Linked DNA regions of Homo sapiens: region 1 is linked to region 2. Evidence: read pairs that join two places in POLR2A ChIA-PET (ENCODE). Cell type or tissue: IMR-90. All regions are shown on one strand. Each heading gives the region's core, and the rest is flanking DNA. Links, peaks and the distances in the headings are about the cores only. Region 1 overlaps PBX1 (PBX homeobox 1). Region 2 overlaps PBX1 (PBX homeobox 1).

Region 1 (7,467 bases), core at 1,221-6,220, 130 kb after region 2:
GATTTTTTAGTACTCCCTGTTAACAGTAAGCATGGAATTTCTGGGGGAGAGTCATCAGATGTATCTTAGGGTCATATGGTTTGCAGAAATGGTGAACTTTCTATACAGAGGTTCAGAAATCAGCATGGAAAGGAGCTTTAGAGATTAGGAGCTCAATGCTCTCATTTTATAAATGCGAGGATGGTGTAAGGGAACTTGTACTGATTGAGCACCTATCATGTACCAGATTGTACATGTACCCAGATTGGGCATTATGCATCTGTCACCCCCAAATAGTGAAGTAATATACTGGACATATTGGACACTCCTACTAAAACCCAATCCCTTTCCTGGCACCAGACTACTGCTTCTTAAACCAAGAAGCCAAAGAGAGGGAAGAGAGGCACAGTGCAGAGGAGTTTCTTGGGCTAACTCTTTAGAGGCTTATGCTCCACTCTACCTGCTAAGCTGTCAGCAGTTGTGAACCCTTCCCAGAAGCTGGCAGTCTCGCAAACACTGGGAGGTGGCCAGACTGGATGTGCTTGGAGCATTGGCAGTCATCAAAGAATTAATGTTGGACGAGCAGGGGTGGCGGGCATATGAAAGGGGTTGCAGGGAGAGATAGATAGATGAATATACAAACCCTCAGTCATGCCATCTGACCATCTGAGGTTGTGTGCATGGTGGAAGGCCAAGAAACACATTCAGAGAAGGGGCGTGGACTTGTCTAAAAGGACGTTTTCCTTTCTGCCTGGGCCAGCCAGGCGGCAGAGCCCTGCACTGCCTGTGACTGAGGAAGACTCTGTTGCTATGCGCCGGAAGCTTAATTTTATTATTGCTCTCCCCTATTTAATGTCTGTCTCTCAGGCAGCTGGTGATGTTTTAATGAAGCTGGAATTGTATAGTCTGTAGCGCTGGATAATCATAAGCTGCCGAGTCAGAATCAAATTAATAATTCATGAAATTAAAGTGTATAATTAATTTGAACTGTGCAGATGAGAAGAAGGGCCAGAGCCCACAGCCTGGAAGGAGCTGAAGTGTGGGGAGTGTTTACTGAACTCAGCTTCTATTTCCAAATAATATAATCTGCATGCAGGTTAGGGGTAGTCTGTGGGTCTACCTGAACACGTATGCTTACCAGAAACAAGGTTCTTTCAACTAAAACCTGGAATGACTTTCTTAGAAGTTCAAAAGCATTTTAATTGATTTTGATTTACCCTTCCCTGGCCCCAAAAGAATGTTGTTTGAACAGAAAATGTGATACTGGGTTACAAGTCTTTGTTGCATGGAGGTCCTGCAGAACGTGCCATCAGAACCGTTGCTTCTGCAGTTCAAAAGGTCGTAAGTCAAATCCAAACATTCAGGAACTCTACTGAGCTTCCAGGCCCATGGATTTCTCACCCGTAAGTGCTCTTTCTCTTTCTCCCTCTCTCATATATGTATGTCATACAAACAGAAAATACAAATGACTTCTCTAGCCAGGCTTCCCTTGGCCACTCTTTTGGCTTCCCTGGGCCACAATGGAAGAAGATGAATTGTCTTGTGCCACATATAAAAATACACTAACACTAACAATAGCTGATGAGGTAAAAGAAAATCACAAAAAAATCTTATAATGGTTTAAGAAAGTTTGTAAGTTTGTGTTGGGCCACATTCAAAGCTGGTCTGGGCCGCATGTGGCTCATGGGCCACAGTTGGACAAGCTTGCGTCTAGACAGTGTTAATGATATGTTTCATGTCTAATATCTTATTTTTCTTCACAGATGCCCATTGCAATAGCTGCAGATTTTTTTTTTTTTTTTTTTTTTTTTTTTTTTTTTTTTTTAGTGCCCATTCTAGTAGCAACAAAATGAGGGGAAAGCAACTCAAGTGCCTCATTAAAATGGGGAATGGTCTGCAATTTCTAAACCACTCTTCCTTTCTTGTATTCCTCTTTCAGGCAAATATGCAGCATTCATCTTTGTTGCCTCTCCAGGTGTGAGAGGCAGTGTAACATCCAGGCTGTTTACATAACTTGCGGAGTGTTTTACAATGTACTCTGCAGACAATTGCTCGGATCCCTTTATTGTCTTTTTAAAGATGCCTATACAGGTGGGTCCTTTTTCGGTTTTTGAATGATGGATGCTGTGGTATCATAGGAAAAAGAGGAATCTCTGGGTTAGCTTTTCATTAGAAAATCCTTGTCATGTTTAAGCTCCTAAGCAGGCAGCTTGAACCCCCCACCCCCTTCCTGCATCCAGTAGACTTGCAGGGAATGAGAAGGCAAAACCAGCATCTGTGATTGTCCATTCTTCTTTGTCAGGCCTTTCAGAGTTCCTGTTCTAGAGGGACAAATGACTGGAGGCCATGATACAGACTAATGGTGCATAAGCCCCCAAAGGTTTGGATTGAATTGAGGCTCAGCTGACTTCACATTTTTAGGTCTTCAGTATGTTTATTTGTCCCTCACATAGCGGCTTGATCTGTCTGCCTGTGTGTTCACATAGTTAACCAGAAACGCTAGGAGGAAGTTGTACCAGTGGGATACCTCCTTAGGATTCAAGGGCCTCCCGTGTAACCATGTTCTGCACATCAGCTCTCTTTGCTCCTCTCTTGATCTGCGTGCTTCCCCTAACTTGCTTCTGCTTGCATGGCCTTATCTTCTCTAACGCCTTTCTGCTTCCGTACAAGTTTCAGCCACTGGTGGTTTGCCAAACTGGCTGATTACCCATAAACACACAACATGGTTCTGTTTTGCTCCTAGCAATCCTTAAACCATTGCATGTCTAACATTCTCAGACTAATTCACAAATCAGAAACATCTGATGCCCAACCCATACCAAATGCATTTCAGGGCAAAAATTATGCTCCTATAATGTCTGGCTTCCTGTCTTCAAGGCACTTTGCTTACATGACTGAATCCTCACTGTGAGGTGTAGCTATCCATCATTTTTGAGCAAGAAAGCCAAGATGGATAAATAAGTGACTTGCCCAAGACAACTAGAGTGGTTGGCACCATGATGGGATTGGTTGTCTTATTTTTCAGTTGGTACATGGAGTCTTCGATGACCCCAGGATTTGGAAATGAAATTTAACCACCTTAGAGCTTCTGGAATTTTCTTCTCTTGTGTTCAACTGAAAGTTTCTGACTGCCCTGGGTGAATTAGATGTTATCTTACTGGAAAAGTGTTATACTGCCTGGTTTCTTCTATAACCATTTTAACCTTAAAAGCTTAATCTGTTTTTAACAAAATTAAAAATAATTTGTAGCTATAGTGGAATGATCAGAGTTTGTGCCCAGTGTTTACCTGTGAGCATTTTCTTTTTGCATACAAACGTTTTGGTCAACCCACGGTTGCCTCCTCCAGGAACAGAATCTTTTGATTCAAATACATTGATTAAAATTTACAGAGACTATGGTCTTTCCCTGCCATGGGTTTAGTGTAGAGAAAATGGGACAGGATGAGGATGATGATTCCTAAGTCTACTTGTACATTACTTGAATAGCTAGACAATGACCCTGCTGGCCCAGTTATTTTAGCCATGCAAACAGTGATTAGCAAAGATTGCCACGTGATCTGTTTACTCAATCATGTGGCATTCAGCCATAAATATGGCTGGAACCAATGAATTAACCAAAACATCCTGGTCACATCTGGGATATAAATAGATTCATGCTAAAGCCACATCAGGGAATTTTATAAAATTGTAAGCATAGCCACTTACCACATTGAATTAGCACTACGCTTGACATCTATTGAGTATAAAATAGAGGTCTATGGAGTATAAAATGGTCTTTAGAAAGTCTTCTGGGAAGATAAGTATTTCCTATAACCTATAATGACAAAATAATGTTTTACTAGTAAAAGCAGCTCTGTACCTCACACTGTGAAACAATTTTACAGTTCTTCAAAAAAGAGTTCTTCAAGCACATCTAGGGGATCTAGAGGCCCGTCTGGAACATCGAGGTTCCAGAGGCACTTCTAGGCGAAATGGCATTGTCAGAATCCCTTCATGTGGAGGCAGAATTGGGGCTCAGCTTTTGTCTTAGTGCTGTTTTTACCCCCAAGAGATTCACTTATGCTTCCATAATGCAGGAAGAAACCTTCGCTTTGGTTTTCTGTGTTCCCTCAGCTACTATTTTTGATCACTTCATTTTGGTGAGATGCTTGAGCAGTGCAATATGGTGTTACGGTTTTGCTGGAGCTCAACACCAAGCTTTGTCTTTTATTAAGTTACACACCCCTAGGGATGAAGATGTTGACCCTTTAGCATCTCCTGAGTTATTGCATTCACCCCTTGGCATGCTCATAATGAACATGTAATGAAATTCAGTAATTAACTTACTTAATTTATGTATTCATTTAATGTGTGCCCTTAATATCTGCCTTATGATCTAAGAAAATCTCTACAATTCTGTTGTTTTTGATTGTAAGATTCTAGAAGACAGGGATTATGCCTAAGTAGTTCTATTTACCATTCACTGTGTCACATTAATAAAACTAAATCAGGTTATAATTCAGAGGAATGTAATTCTTATACAGGAGATTTTAACAGTTTGTAAGTACTAACATAGTTTAGAAAGTTCTGTAATTTGGAGCAGAGTGCTATAGTTCTTTGGGGTATGTCTTCTCTTTTGCCTCATCCACTTGCCAGGTAGCAGTGGCTTTTTATTCTTAAGTCTTAGAGATGCATTTAGAGTTACATACAGACATATGGTGGAAAGGGGTCTTGAGTTGATTTGGGGCAAAAGGCAACCGTCCCCATGCACTAGAGATGAATCATGCCTACCTCCCTTTGTCATGGGAAGTGGCGGCCACTGCCACATCTGCTATGAGGCTCTTCGCCATCGTTGGCTGCTGGAAATTTGGATACAGGTAAATGGTATATAAGGCTTCTTTTTGCTTGTGCACCAGAAGTCTTTGTCCCAGCCTCCAGATCAGCAGTCAGTACTCCCCTCTCCCAACCTGTAGGAAGTACTTGTGAAAAGTTATCTATCCCTGGTCTGAGTGGGAGGTTCTTAACCTCATTGATGTTTTAGTGTGACTTGTCTACATTTGTGTGCTCCCTTCGTCATCTGCAGAGGATATGAGAAAAGAAACAAATGAACAAAAAGTGGAGATAGCGCCTTCCTATTCATTCTTCATTTGGTATGGTTATAGTTAAGAGAGGTGAGCCAGGCTGGGCGTGGTGGCTCATGCCTGTAATCCTATCACTTTGGGAGGCCAGAGTGGGAGAATTGCTTGAGTCCAGGAGTTCAAGACCAGCCTGGGCCACATAGTAGACCCTGTCTTAATTAAAAAATTAGCCAGGCTTGGTGATATGTGCCTGTAGTTCCAGCTAGTCTGGAGGCTGAGGTGGAAGGATTGCTTGAGCCTGGGAGACCGAGGCTGCAATGAGCCATGATCGCGCCACTACACTCCAGCTTGGGTGACAAAGGAGATCTTGTCTTAACAAAAAAAAAAAAAGAGAGAGAGAGAGAGAGAAATAGATTGGTGAACCATTTTAGGCCTTGCTTCTTGGAGAAGTGAGCAAGAAGCCCACAAGTGTTGAAAAGGTTCTGCACAAATGTGCTCCCATTTCCTGTGCAAACCAATAATTTGCTTGTTTTCCAAAAGGATAGAAGTAATTCATAATTTTCAGAAATTATTTATTATCATTATAACATTTCCCCACAGGCAGCAGATAGCCCATTATTCAGAATTATAATGTATTTTGATTTAGACAAGGCCAGAATAATGAAATTGGAAGAAATGCAGAAAATATGGGCATTAATGTTAACTAAACATACTTCATTCAACAGAAGGAGGGAAGCTTTCTCAGCCAAAGAATTATTTTCCCAAAAATGCGTATATAAAAATTTTTTTATTCAGGGCCTCTGGTTTTTAACTTTATAACACCGGTTGAGTAATTTTTAACTGCAGGATGCATCTCTTTCCCGATATTCTCCCCACCCACCGCAACATATTTCAGTTTAAATGGCCTGTTATTTTTCTTCATAGAGCTGTGTCTCTGCATGGGTGAGAACTACAAAACCAGTCAGGAGGAATTTGATACGCCAAGTGGGCCAGCTCATTATAACTTCTAGGAAACCACAAGATAATTGTAGGGTTACTGCTGGTAGGCTCCTCAGCATTGTGTTAGGCGTTTATACTCTTCTCTGTTCAACTTGCAATAGCCACTTCTCTTTTCAGTACATTTTGTAGGACATCTGAATAAAGGTGGTTGACAAGCATTTTCAAGCAGAATTTTCAAGGCAGCATCCAGGAATACTTGGTAACTAACCTCAGAGGTTTAAAAAAGTAAAAAATAAAAATATGTGGTTGAATTCTTACAGTGAGTAGGAAATTAATCTTAGACTGCCTGCATCAAATTGAGCCTCTTTATTGATATGAAGTGAGTTTTCCCTAAATGATAACCTATTGAGAGATCTGCTCACTATGAAATGGACAGATTCTGCTTACTGAATTACCTTCTGCTATTTATCCTTGTGCTTCTTTTTTTCCTTCCTTTTTTTCCTTATCTTTATCATCCAAAAACATTTTGTAAGAATTTATTTATGCAAATTAACACAAACTTTTAATATGGATATCAAGATTTCAAAGATGTTGTGTAAATATGTATATATACATAATATAGACATATACATACATGTAACTAATAGGAAGCACTTATTTGGCATTTACTACAGGTATATGCTTTGTTCTATTCTCAACATGTTTCAGGCAGTTTATTTAACCTTTTGAAAGAAGTAGATATGGTAGGTATATTATTATCTCTCTTTTACAGTTAAGAAGAACCTGAGTCCTAGAGAGGTTAGGCAACTTGCTGAAGGTCACACAGCTTATAAGTGGCATATTTAATCAACCTAGGCAGGCAGTCTGACTCAAAAGTCTGTGCTTTTGATCAGTACACTGTACTGCTTCTCAGTATAAGTATAATAAGCAAAAGACAGATAATAAAAATCATTATAACAATAATTAATATAATAAGTAAATATTACTGAATATTTCCTCTGCATCAGGCACTGTGGCAAGCATTGTACATTCGTTGTCTCATTTAATCTTCCCAATAATTTGATGATGTTGATTCCATTTTATCCCACTTCAAATATTTAGAAACAGACTTAGTTTCTAAACCTGCCCCAGTGTTATATAGCTGGTAAACAGCAGAGCCATTTATTGTTGGGGTAAACCCTGGAGGGCTTCAGGATATCTGAAGGCCACCATAAATCACTGTGAGAGTAGCAGAAGGCAATGGAAGTTAGGGATGGCAGGTGGATCAGCTGGTTAGAGCATGGAGTTAGTGAATCCACTTCTTGTCAATTAGTTCTGCCCTATTCCAAGAATACAGCCATCAACAGTTAGTCCCAGAGTTGGTGGCATTGTTGGGGAAAGAGATTGCAATAGACTGGTGCAGATCAGTTACCTGAAGCTCCTGCCTTATCTGTGGCCTGGTGATGCTGCTGTGTGCCCAGAAGCCAGTCATATGGATGTCTTGACCTGTCCA
Region 2 (7,467 bases), core at 1,714-6,713:
ATAGTGACATCCTAGTGTATTAAGAATTAAGGTGTTATTATTTCTGTCACTGTTACTTCACCCTAATTTTGTTTCCACACTCATCTCTGAGCTTTTTTACTTCTTATGTTGTTCAGTGTTTTCTAAATTAAAAAAAAAAAAAGAAATTATCCAGGAGGAACTCCAGGGTCAGAGAAATTTAGTTCCTTGGCCAAGGCCACACCACAGGTAAGTGGTACAGCGTGGATATGAGACTCAGTCTCCTGAATTGGATCAGTTACTTGCATGCACCCTGTACCCTCTGTCTTTATTTGGGTTGGAACCCTGGGGGTTCAGTGATCCTGTTCCAGGATCTACACTTAGCTTGGACTTCTTGTTGGTTTTCTTATGCTTATTTTTGTTTTATAAAATGCTCAATGGTGTAACATTTCCTTTGAGGAATCGTTATTCATTAAAAAGTCTGAAAACAGTGCTTTAAATCATGTCTGCTTCTTTTTGTACAACCAGTTACCTCACTTCTTCAGCCAGGATGGGTTTATGTGGCCCCTCAGGGCCTTCTAAGAAGACTATCTTCCCTGTCTTTTGTGGAAGGAACAGAGTTGGTTGTTGTCCCCTAGAAGGGTGGTCATCTCTTCTCCTTTGTAAGTAGATGGTGACATCAAGGGTTGACACTTGGAAAATATAACATAGTTCTATGACGACGTGGAACTATCTAGTTTTCTTGGAATAATGGTATTGAAATGGAGCTATTTGGGGGTGCAGAGATAATTTTCTACCACACTTTGAAATTTGTTGGCCAAGGATCAAGAATTTCCCAAATCTTTATACAGCCTTCAGAGGACCATGATATTCATCTTGTTGTTCCCACCTATGATAATTCTAAAGTTATTGCCTTGAAGCCAGGACCTGGTATGTACTTTTTCTCCATGAATTTGTGAAGTTTCTGCTATATTTTAGGACATTACCTTTAAGAATAGACTTTTTATGGCCTTCGTTTTGGGGTCTCGCAGCCATGTTGTAAATATAATACCTCAGGAGAGTTTGTAGGTTATAACTCTGGGCCTTTAAGATGCCTTGGCCTTAAATTTTTTATTTAAAAATTAAATAAATAATTAATTTAAGAGACTTAAATTAATTATTGCTGTACATTTCTGGAGAGTTCCCCAATTCCTGGGTTTCTGGTTCTCCTGGTATTTTAGTCCATATTCTGTTGGTATAACAATACCACAGACTGGGGAATTCACAAAGAAGTGTATTTGGCTTGTGGTTCTGGAGAATGGGAAGTCCCAGAGCATGGCTCTGGCATTTGGTGAGGGCCTTCTTGGTAACATGGTGGAGTTCATCACATGGTGAGAGGGCAGGAGCAAGAGAGCCAGACTGCTTGCTTTTATAACAAAGCAATTCCCACAGTAACAAACCCACTCCTAGGATAGCAATGTTAATCCATTTGTATCCATTCGTGAGGGCAGAGGGATTCAGTTTCCAACACATGAATTTTTGGGAGACATATTCAAACCATAGCCAGTTTGTTTGTTTTTATCTGGCTACTAGAGTAAGAATTCTTTTTTTCTTTTCTCTCTTTCCCCTTTCTCCTTCCTTTGTTCCCTCCCTTCCTAGAGGGTGGTAGAGACCAGAGCTGGAAAATTTCAGACAGGAGTTAGGTGTCGAGACCAAGGCACACTGTGGAGGGTTAAGTCATTGTCTTCCATTGTCTTAGGGCTTCTTTGTGTATCTCTCCAGTCCAAACCTTGTGGATGGATGACTACCGGCACTCTTAGAGATAGGAGAGACATCAGTTGAGCTGAACTAGTTTAATTCCCAGAGTTCTCTGAGGAACATACTAGTGTTTGTTGATTTTCTGTTGGATTACTGGAACTCTCAGTATGTGGTAAATTCCTTGAAAAACCTGATTGCATTTGATTTTGTCATTGGTTCTTATCCTTTCTGAGCAACAAGCACCACCCTTTCCAATGACACTCTGCCTTTTTTATTCTTTTTAACTTTTAGAAGAGCTACCTGGGCAGCCAAATTTTTCATAAAGAGCCTTACACCTGAAATAGCTTGACATTGTGTCATACCTCGGAGCGTATAGCATATTTCATTTATGTGATTAGATTTGACCTTTAAAACTACCCGGAGGTAGGAAGGGGAGGGATCATTATCCCACTTTTACATAAAAGAAAACAGAGGCTCAGTTGCCCCAGGTTATTCAACAGGTGTGTGGCTGAGCGTTAATTTGAATCCTGGTTTGTCCAGCTCCAGTCTATGTCCTGACCAACCCCGCCCTGCTGATAGACATCACGGTGTTTCTTTACACCAGATTTATTTTCTGTCTCTTTTTTCCTCCTGATTTTTTTTTTTTTTTTTGCAAAGAAGAGTGTTTCTGCCAGTAGCTTTATCAGATGATTTTGCCCCTCTTTTCATTCTCTCCCAATAGATCTCATGTCTAACACTACTCTAACTTTGCTCCCCTCTGAGACCAGCATGAACTCCAGTTCTTTCTAAATTGTGTAATTCTTTTTTTTTAAAATTAATTAATTATTAATTTTAAGTTCTGGGATACATGATGTGCAGGTATAATTCTTTCTTAATAGATTCTGAGCTTGACCTTCCAGTCGTCTTCTACTGCTCAGCCACACCCCCCTCCATTTTTGTTTCTTTTCTCTTTCTTCGGGCAAATCTGCAATTGTGGGCGCATATTTACCTTGTTATTTTTTACAGTATTCCCATGTGAACATTTTGCCAGCGGCCTCTTCTTAATTTTAGTCCTTTCTGGGGAAGGGTTAATAGTTCAAACCCATTGTTTTTCTTTTGAGGGTTGAGACTTGTTATAAAAGCTGCCTGGAGTGGGACTGTCCCTCAGGAGGGGAGGGGCACAGGCCTGGCATGGGGATAACTGGGAATGGGGTTTGGACACAGGATGCCTGGCGACTGTAGGGACACTTGTCTCATTTCTTGCTCTGTTATATAATATAAATGCTTAGGGAAGCTTAGATTCAATGGGTTGTGCCCTTCCAAAAGCCTACTGCTGGAGTGAAAACTGGAAATACATCTTTGCATATGTGTTCTTTCATTTTATTTTTCCTACTGGTTTGCTAAGCAAAGAGCTGGCTTTGTACAAACCCCCTCTCCCCGCTTTTTTTTTCTTCTTTTCTTAAAAAGCTTCTGTGCTCTTTTGAAACAAGCCAACAAAAGTTGAAGCCAGTGTGTGTGCAACTCAGACCTCATGAGCAATTCTTTTCCAAACCAAATTTTAATTCACAGCTGCCAGTTTAGGGGCAATGCTAAGACCCAAATCGTCCTGGCATCTGAAGCACCTGTCCTAATGTTGAGTACTTTAAATATGGTGTTCCCATTTCCTAAATCTCAATTTAGTCTGTTTGGTCTTACAATTGTGAGTATAATTATGGGAAAATTTAAATGGGATACTTGAGTCAGGACTGTGTTAAAAAATCCAAGATGTATTGCTTCTGTAAGGCTAGACTAAAATAATGAAAATATTAAGAGCCTAAAGTATGCTGCTGCTTTTTTTTTTTTTTTTTTTTTTTGATACAGAGTCTTACTCTGTCGCCCAGGCTGGAGTGCAGTGGCGTGATCTCGGCTCACCGCAACCTCCACCTCCTGGGTTCAAGTGATTTTCCTGCCTCAGCCTCCCGAGTAGCTGGGATTACAGGTGCCCGCCACCATCGGCTGATTTTTGTATTTTTAGTAGATATGGGGTTTCACAATGTTAGTCAGGCTGGTCTCGAACTCCTGACCTCAGGTGATCTACCCGCCTCAGCCTCCCAAAGTTTTGGGATTACAGGCGTGAGCCACTGCGCCTAGCCTACTACTGCTTTTTAACTAAAGTCTGCCTGCATTCCCTCTCTTGCCACAAAAGGCAAACAGAGCTTTTGGCACATTTGATTCCTGAGGCAGCCCCATGCCTGTTTAACACAGTGTAGCTTAACTGGTTAAAGCACCGGGCTAGTAAACACATGACTAGGGGCTCAATCCCTTGTGGGCCTGTTAGTTTATTTACTGCATTCATTGGCCACAGACTTCATCCCTAAAGTGGTCAAGCCATCTCAGACACGTTTGCTTCTGGTCACACCGATCAAGATTGATCCAGCCACTGAAGTAATCCAAACAACTCACTTCTAATGGGCCAGAGGTTGTCATCTTCATACCTGAGGAATGGCTTGCATTTTATAAAAATTGGAGATTCTTCTGCTCTCAGAATAGCAGACACAGGGCTGGGCGCAGTGGCTCATGCCTGTAATCCCAGCACTTTGGGAGGCCGAGGCGGGCAGATCACCTGAGGTGTCAGGAGTTTGAGACCAGCCTAACCAGTGTGGTGAAACCCCGTCTCTACTAAAAATACAAAAATTAGCCGGGCGTGGCGGTGGGCGCCTGTAGTCCCAGCTACTCGGGAGGCTGAGAAAGAATTGCTTGAACCTGGGAGGCCGAGGTTGCAGTGAGCCGAGATTGTGCCATTGCACTCCAGCCTGGGCGACAGAGCAAGATTCTGTCTCAAAAAAAAAAAAAAAAAAAAAAAAAAAGCAGACACAGAGGTGAACTTAACCTGAGATTAACCAGATTCACAGTTCAATAGCAACCACCTTTAGAGTCCCTAAGCTAAGAAACTGCTATGATTTTGATGAAACAGAAAGGAGGAAGGTAACTCTAGTTCTTTCTGAGGCATCCGACACTCCTTTAGAAGGGTTTTCCCAGGAAGCCTCATTCACTTTCAGGTAAGCCCATTATGAAGGGATAAGGATTTTACCGTATTCCACTGGAATAGGGGAAAAAACCATCTCACTTTAACAGAAAGCATGCAAGTGCCCTTTTCTGGAGGAGGTGGGAATGAGGGAGTACACAGACTTTAGCTTAAACTGTGGCAGGAGGGTCTTAATTTTGGCAGAACAGGGCATGGTGTTGCATCTCACCTGTTCCACGCTTAGTACAAGCCCTTCTTCCCAGTCCCTGTCACCTGCCTCATTTTGAGCTTTCACTGTATTTTCCTGTTGTTCCAGGGAAGATGAAGTGCATTTAAATGCTGCAGTTGGATACTGTGAAGATGAGACCCCTTAGCCTGTGGGATTAACTTTCCATGGAGCCCATTCTGGAGAGACTTGAGAGAGCACCTTTAAAAGGAAGTTAGCTAAGATACTGCCCTCCGTTTCAGACAGAGGTTGGAACCAGATCCTGGCTGAGAGCAGAGACCAGCTTCCACTCAGCCATGCACCCTAGGAGTGGGGATTCAGCTCTGTGGCTCCAGGAAGGTTAATCTTCAATGTTAATCCGTTTAGATAAAGTTGTTAGTTAAAAGGTAATCTGTTTAGCCTCCCTTTCCCCATTCTCCTGCCAGAAAAGAGGGAGTTCAAGTCTTCTTTCCAGGACTCCTGTGTTTTGGCTGAGACTGATTCTTCACTGTGGCCTTGGGAGAAAAGCTGCCTAACCAGTTCTGGGCCCTGGCTAGTTACAACCATGTGTGAGTTGTTTACAGTACGCACAGGTATGGGCTGAAGGGAAACAAAGCTTAAGGGATGACTAGAAAGGCTTGCTGAAATTGCTATGGGAGGGCCCCACCCTCCAAGCCATCTCCCCTCACACCCCGCTCGGTTTCAGTTTCTGCAGCTTGGTTATGCGACATTCTCTTAATCCTTTTTTGAATCTGGTCTCTACTTAAGCACTCAAGAAAACTGCTCCACAAGGATTGTTTTAGTGGGGTTTTAATTTTTTAAAATGTTCTTGTTTATTTAAATTGCTTGAACAAGGGTTTAGCTGTATGGGAAGAGTTCCTGCCTTTAGCTATACATGTTTCCACCCACTTAGACATGCTGCTCACCCACAGACTCATACAGCCTCCACAGACACAAAGCTTCTGTGTATCCTACATGTACCTGCACCCCAATTCTGTCAACCTCCCCACAGCTCTTGACTGGCTGTTTATCTATTCCATTCCACTACCTTCCCACCCCAGCCCTCAAAGTCCCAAACAGATTGAAAAAAAAAAAAAAAATGGGAGGCAGCAAAATTGCTTACTTGCACGAAAGGGCTCTTGCCTTTGAGGGGAGCTCTCTAGGCACCTAATTTCTCTTAGATTTCTTTCTGCCCTCAAAGGTACTTGTGGAATGTTTGCCGTTAAACGGTTGTAAATTAAGGGCTGAGTGTATGAAGCGTTAATGAAGGCTGCCATTGGAACCAGTCCACGTCCCGTCCCGGCTGGCAGGTTTGCTGTCCAAGAAGTCTCTTGCTGGAGGCCTGAGTTCCTGAGTGTCGGGTTTCAGCTCTCCTTTCTTCTTTTTTCGTCTTTTCTTCTGCAGCTATTTTTTCCCCTACCTTCCTTATAATCCGTCCCTTCCCTTCCTTCTTCCATACCCACTCCACCCCTACCCCTTTGGCTTTTTCTGAAAGTAACCATGAGGAACAGAGTCAGAATGAGGCTAGGGAAGCAGCATTTTTTTTTTTCTTTTCCTGTAGAAAGCAGGGCCAAAAGGGTGCATTTTATTTTTTTCTGCTTTTCCTTTTATCTCTTTGTGTTTGCTTCATTTCTTTCTCTTTAAGTCAAGGTTGAAATTGATGTTTGCAAAAGACAGGAATTTTGAATAACTGCCTGAGTTAAACAGAATATGGAGAAACTTTGACTCTGTCCCATGTATTAAAAATTAAAATTAGGGCAAAATAATGCGGATTTGTCCTGGAGGACCTGGCCAGATGTAGCTAGAGGACTTTCACAGTGCTGGTATAATTATACCTGGATATGGGATAATCTTCACTTTAAGCAACTCCATTATGTGAAAATACAGATCCACAGATACATATACAAATAAACACTTCCAAAAGAAATCCTTGTATAATTCAATGTAATATGTGTTTTTAAGCTACAATATGTAAGCCATCAAAGTACTGCATTATTTTTAGATAACAGACTTTTCAGTTTGTTTAAGGTGTGATTACCTTTACCAAACATCATTTCTACTCAAATAGAATGCTTACAATAAACTGTATGGAGGATACCTACATAAGTCATGTCCTGAGTTTATACTATTTCCTAGAGACATCTCTTTTATACATTTCAAGTTTTAAGTTTAGTCTGATGTTTTATACTTTTCAGTTTAGTACCTGAATTGTATCTATCTATGAAATAATAACAGATAATAATTTTAAGCAGATACTGTTTGCTAGACATTAATGCAAGACACTCTGTACATTATGTCATTTCATTTTTTTTTTTTTTTTTTTTTTTTTTTTTTTTTAGAGATGAGTCTCTGTCACCCAGGCTGGAGTGCAGTGGCACGATCACGGCTCACTGCAGCCTCTGCCTCCCAGGTTCAAGCAGTTCTCCTGCCTCAGCCTCCCAGGTAGCTGGGACTATAGGTGTGTGCCACCACATCCAGCTAATCTTTTGTATTTTAGTAGAAATGAGGTTTCACTATGTTGTTCAGGCTAGTCTCGAACTTCTGAGCTCAGGCAATCCGCCTGCCTCAGCTTCCCAAAGTGCTA

What was found. ChIA-PET counts read pairs that join two places held together with the same protein. Peaks named below come from ENCODE experiments on the same cell type or tissue, not always from the same donor. Only the 100,000 strongest peaks of a DNase experiment are listed, where the experiment ranks them.
Region 1: POLR2A ChIA-PET joins it to region 2 with 13 read pairs; 2 of 35 experiments call an interaction of 5 or more read pairs at or near these places.

What each region holds. Positions count from the first base shown.
Region 1 is chr1:164,722,906-164,730,372 of GRCh38, forward strand. All of the region lies in intron 2 of PBX1 (PBX homeobox 1), which reads left to right. Among named protein-coding and RNA genes, the nearest start is that of PBX1-AS1, 48 kb to the right of the region's middle. In IMR-90, for the core only: no CTCF peak of the experiment used is centred there; a DNase peak (open chromatin) is centred at 3,526; H3K27ac peaks cover 838 bases.
Region 2 is chr1:164,596,743-164,604,209 of GRCh38, forward strand. All of the region lies in intron 2 of PBX1 (PBX homeobox 1), which reads left to right. Among named protein-coding and RNA genes, the nearest start is that of PBX1, 41 kb to the left of the region's middle. RefSeq lists enhancers at 5,473-6,238, 6,239-7,003. In IMR-90, for the core only: no CTCF peak of the experiment used is centred there; no DNase peak of the experiment used is centred there; H3K27ac peaks cover 1,694 bases.